2 separate regions of the Homo sapiens genome follow, and region 2 is linked to region 1. The links are chromatin loops, found by intact Hi-C in ENCODE. Cell type or tissue: IMR-90. All regions are shown on one strand. Each heading gives the region's core, and the rest is flanking DNA. Links, peaks and the distances in the headings are about the cores only. Region 1 overlaps CSNK2A2 (casein kinase 2 alpha 2). Region 2 has its middle 12 kb from the start of PRSS54.

Region 1 (2,925 bases), core at 183-2,682:
GAAAAGTTTTCTGTGATGAAATAACATTGCTCAGATAATATTTTTATATAGGTCAAGTGCAGTGAGTTTTAGGGATGCCACCAGGGTAGTGAATTACGTGCCATCATCCAGGCTGAACTTTCTTTTTACTCTGTCCTTCTACATTCTTGGCAACCATTGTTCATTGCAGGTGATGAAATTAATATCTTGGTGGAGCACTTGTTAGTTTGGTAGTAGAGTAAAAGTAACCCCAAATTTGAGAGCTAGGAGCTGTAGATATGTTCCTGCCTGTCTTGAATTTGTCAGTTCAGTTGTTCTTTTTTTCACCACTTTGTCTACTAGATTTCAAGTTAAAAAAAAATTTTTTTATTGGTTTGGACAATAGCTAAACTGATTGAGTTTGAATCTTTTAAACAGATAGTCTCTGAATTGGAATAAATGAACCCCAGACGGAGACTTCTTCTAGCATGCAGAGTGAAACTGTGAGATCGTTGTGGAAATATATGTATTTTCTCCATTTTGTGTAACTGGTGGTGAATGGCTACAGGCTCTGGACAGGAGAGTCAAGGCATCCTTATTTCTGTAAAACTAGGTTTATTTTCCTTAGGATACCAACAATCCTCCCTCATAAATCCTAACTTTTTATCTCTGATTCACATTAAAAGGATCACTTTCAGCTCCTCAGAGCTCATTGGTTTAGTTTCTCGAGCATCTCTCCAGTTCAGAGGAATAAACTGAGGCTGAAGGGATCTACCTGTAGCTTAGTTTTTGATGGTTTGGAGGGAAGTGTCCTGGACTGTGGGTCTGTCACCTTCCTTTTTTATCATTTCTTGGTATTTTGTTTGCATGTGAGGACTCTAGCTGCCTTTGTGACTTGGGACTCCTTTGTGCCACCTTCAGAGTTGCCCTGCTATTCCCAGTCTCTAGTTTGGGAAGTTTAAGTTAGACACCTGGTGGGCAGCAAAATATGCTTCAGTTGCTATGCCAGATACCTTTAGATGTATTGAGAGGGAGGTTCATCTTAACTGGGTTGTCCAGGCCTGACCTGTTGCTGAATAACCGGAGACCAATGCAAGACTTTACATGGGGCAGCGTCATAAAGGCAACTAATGGGTTGTGCCTGTAAGGAGTTAGGAGTACTGTTAGAATTAGAAGAGGGTTTTTGGTGGATATAGGCCTCTGGCTGTGGGTTTTTTTCCTCTCTGTTACCACTCTTATAGATCTATAGCTGCTTTCCAGTATTGGATGACAAATCTAGAATTTTCTTATATCGAAAGGCATTGACTAAACTGGTAGCATTGGCTGAATTTATAAGTATAAGATAGCCAGCTTTGGCCGGGCGCAGTTGCTCATGCCTGTAATCCCAGCACTTTGGGAGGCTGAGGCAGGCGGATCACCTGAGGTCAGGACGAGATCACCCTGGCCAACATGGTGAGACCCCGTCTCTACTAAAAATACAAAAAAATTAGCTGGGCGTGGTGGCACACACCTGTAGTCCCAGTTACTTGGGAGGCTGAGGCAGGAGAATTGTTTGAACCTGGGAGGCGGAGCTTGCAGTGAGCTGAGATTGCGCCACTGTGCTCCAGCCTGGGCCACGGAGTGAGACTCCGTCTCAAAAAAAAAAAAAAAAAAAGCCAGTTTTTATTTTTCTTTTAACTTCTTAACATAATTTTGGACTTAAAAAAAGTTGCAGGAATTCCCATATCTGTTTCACCCAGACTCCTCAAATGTTAACATTTGTTTTATCCTTCTCTTTCTCTCTCATATACACACACATTTGTGTACATATACACACACCTATATAATGACATTTATGTTATGTATTTCTTCCTGACGTGCTTGAGAGTAAATCGTAGTCATCCCTAAATACTTTGGTATGCATTTCCTAAAAATAGTTTCTTACATAACCCTACAATGCCATATTAAAAAATTAGAAGGTAACCATTGATGCATTGCTGTTACCTAATCTACAGCTCTCATTCACATTTGCCAGCTATCCTTATAATGTTCTTTATAGCAAAGGAAAATCCCAGATTACATGATGATATTCAGCTGTAGTCATGTGTTACATTCAGTTGTCACATTTTAAAAGTCTGGATCAGTTTGTTTCATGAATGACATTGACGTGTTTGATCTTACAGGCCGGTTATTTTGTAGTGTGTCCTTCCCTGGCTATTTTTTAATCAGATTGTACAGTGCTTTTTTCCCCCAAAGTTTCGAGCTCCCTCGTTAATGAAAAAGGGACTAAGGAGTAAGGTTTCTAAGTGGAGTCGGGGAACATGCACAGCAGCCACATCTGCTCTCCTGGGAACCCTGGCACAGCGGGCGGAGAGCGGGTGTCATCATGGCAGCTGGCTCACAAGGACGCAGCGAGAGCCCAGCCTGTCAGTTGAGCCCCCTGTTATAGGTGATGCAAGTGCTCTTGTTTCATAGTCCTCTCCTTCTCTGTTTTGTTATGTGTTCAAAGCTGTATCTTAGTGACCAACAAAAGATGAAGGTTTCTCTGGCATGTGTGTATGTTATATTTTCCCCCTCCCCTCCCCTTCCCCACCCCACACACAGGCAAAAAAAGTCTTGCTTTATTATTTATTGGCAAATCCATTGGCCTCTCTTTGCCTCTGCTATTATAACAGTGTCTCAGTGATAAAATACTCTTTTTTCCTTAGTTACGTTTCTCCCGTTAGCCACACTTGGGAAACAAAAGCACTGTGGCAAGAGTATAGCATGCAGTCAGACTGCCCAGCTTCCAGCTTTGATTCCTGCCCCTCTCTGCCATGGGCTCTGTGATCTTGGGCAGATAGCTCAACTCTGCTACATAAGGACTTTGTGAGGAATCACAATGACTTATTAAATAATAAATTACTAAAAATATGAAAATAACACTATCATTTATTAGGTGCTTACTGTGTTCTGGTCACCATTCTGAGTGCCTTATAAAGCATACTT
Region 2 (2,925 bases), core at 166-2,665, 120 kb before region 1:
AAGCAAAGAATCATTCTGTCATGGGCTGGTTTCATACTTTTCTAGCCCTTATGTCAAATTTTGACACAGTGTAGTGTTTAGCAGAGATAAGTATGAAACTGCTTAATAAATGCAAACAAAAAATGCTGACAATTCTTAAGACATTCCTAATATTACTTTACCAATAATTTCAAAGCTTCAAGGTCATAGGCAGATTCAAAGATTTTCTGATTGGCAATTGGTTGAAAGAGTTATTATCTAAAGACCTGGAATCAATAGGAAGGAATGTCTGGGTTATAATAGGGGTTGTAGAGACCAAGGTTTTATGCAGATGAAGCCTCCAGATAGCAGGCTTCAGAAAGAATAGATTGTAAATGTTTCTTATCAGACTTAAAGAGTCTGTTCTATCAGTCTTAAGGTCTGTGTTGATATCAGTACTGGTCAGCTGGGTCTGAATTCCAAGACAGAAAGGTATAATGAGGCCTGTCTGACTCCCTCTTCCCATCATGGCCTGAGCTAGTTTTTCAGGTTAACTTTGGAATGCCCTGTCCATTCAGATGGTTAGCAAGCTTAGAATTTTATTTTTGGTTTACATCCTTTACACTTGCATATGGATAATGGTACAACAATGTTTACTACAGGATTATTTGTTAATATTTTAGAAATTGGCAACAATGCAAATGTCCATGGGCAGGGGAATGAATCAATAAATTGAGGTGTGTTTATGGGATAGAATACTTGACAGCAATGAAAATGAATGGACTAAATCTTGAAATAATGATGAAAGAGCAAGCAGTAGGCCGGGCATGGTGGCTCACAACTGTAATCCCAGCACTTTGGGAGGCCGGGGCAGGCGAATCACTTGAAGTCAGGAGTTTGAGACCAGCCTGGCCAACATGGTGAAACCCCATCTCAACTAAAAATACAAAAAATTAGCCAGGCGTGGTGGCAGGCACCTGTAATCCCAGCTACTTGGGAGGCTGAGGCAGGAAAATTGCTTGAACCTGGGAGGCAGAGGTTGCAGTGAGCCGATTTGCCACTGCACTGCAGCCTGGGTGACAGAATGAGACTTCATCTCAAAAAAGAAAAAAGAAAAAAAAAAGAGCAAGCAGCAGAATGATATGTATGGTGTGAGCCCATTTAAAAAACACACACAATGCAGCATGTTGTTTATGGATACATGTAATTTGTAGTAAAAGTGTAAAAACAGCAGTGTTGTTGTTGTAGTGATGACCTTGGGGAGGGAGAAGGGAAAAAGGCTGCCTGTCTCGGCCATGCTAGAGACTTCACCTTCACCAATAATGTCAATTTCTTTCTTTTTTTTTGAAACGTTAGAGGAATTTATTATATTATATTATTTATTAGAATCTCCTTTTTTGTCCTTTTATTTTTTCTCAGCTTTATTGAGGTATAATTGACAAATGAAAAGTGTGTATATTTGGCCAGGCATGGTAGCTCACGCTTATAATCTCAGCATTTTGGGAGGCCAAGGCACGTGGCTCACCTGAGGTCAGGAGTTTGAGACCAGCCTGGCCAACATGGAGAAACCTCGTCCCTACTAAAAATACAAAAATTAGCTGGGCATGGTGGTGCACTCCTGTAATCTCAGCTACTGGGGAGGCTGAGGCAGGAGAATCACTTGAACCAGGTAGGTGGAAGTTGCAGTGAGCCAGGAGATGGCGCCACTGTACTCCAGCCTGTTGACAGAGCAAGACTCAATCTCAAAAAAAAAAAAAAATTGTGTATATTTACAGTGCACAATGTGATCTTAAATATATGTATATGTTGTGAAATGATTATACCACAATTAAGTAAATTAACATATCCATGACCTCACATAGTTATCTTTGTGTGTGGTGAGAACATTCAATATCTCCTCTCAGTAATTTTCAATAACATAATACGTTATTATTAACTATAGCAACCATATTGTACAATAGATCTCCAGGTATTCATCCTACCTAACTCAAATTTTTGTACTCTTTGAGCAACATCTCCCCAGGTCCCCACCCCCAGCCCCTGGCAACCACCATTGTGTTCTCTGCTCCTGAGTTCGATTTTTTTAGATTCCACATATCAACAAGATCACTCAGCATTTGTCACTCTGTGTCTGGCTTATTTCATTTAGCATAATATCCTACAGATTCGTTCATGCAGTTGAAAATGAATTTTCTAAACCCATAGCCAACATTATACTTAATGGGAAAAATTGAGAGCATTACCTCTGAGAACTGGAACAAGACAAGGATGCACACTTTCACCACTTCTATTCAACACAGTACTGGAAGTTCTAGGCAGAGCAATCAGACAAGAGATGCTCTTTATTTCTTTAAAGGAGATATTTATTTCTTTATTTCTCTCCACTTTAAATCAGTAAAGTGGAAGTCAAACTGTCACTGTTTGCTGATCATATGATTATATACCTAGAAAACCCTAAAGACTCATTTAAAAAGCTCCTGGAACTAATAAATGAATTCAGTAAAGTTTCAGGTACAAAATTAATGTACACAAATTAGTAGCACTGCTTTACACCAACAATGACCAAGCCGAGAATCAAATTAAGGACTCAACCCCTTTTACAATAGCTATAATAGCTACAAAAAACTAAAATACTTAGGAATATACCTAACCAAGGAGGCAAAAGACCTCTACAAGGAAAACTACAAAACGCTGCTGAAAGAAATAATAGATGACACAAACAAATGGAAACATATCCCATACTCATGGATGGGTAGAATCAATACTGTGAAAATGACCAAACTGCCAAAAGCAATCTACAAATTTAATGCAATGCCCATGAGAATGCCACCATCATTCTTCGCAGAACAGAAAAAAACAATCCTAAAATTCATATGGAACCAAAAAAGAGCCCACATAGCCAAAGCAAGACTAAGCAAAAAGAACAAACCTGGAGGCATCACATTACCCAGCTTCAAACTATACTAT

The links. Peaks named below come from ENCODE experiments on the same cell type or tissue, not always from the same donor. Only the 100,000 strongest peaks of a DNase experiment are listed, where the experiment ranks them.
Region 2: it touches region 1 in a loop (10-fold over the local background); 8 of 110 quality-filtered maps call a loop at or near these places.

The regions. Positions count from the first base shown.
Region 1 is chr16:58,187,643-58,190,567 of GRCh38, reverse strand. The region is part of intron 2 of CSNK2A2 (casein kinase 2 alpha 2); the gene reads left to right. Among named protein-coding and RNA genes, the nearest start is that of CSNK2A2, 9.0 kb to the left of the region's middle. In IMR-90, for the core only: no CTCF peak of the experiment used is centred there; no DNase peak of the experiment used is centred there.
Region 2 is chr16:58,305,243-58,308,167 of GRCh38, reverse strand. No RefSeq gene overlaps it. Among named protein-coding and RNA genes, the nearest start is that of PRSS54, 12 kb to the right of the region's middle. In IMR-90, for the core only: a CTCF peak has its summit at 1,661 (motif pointing right); no DNase peak of the experiment used is centred there.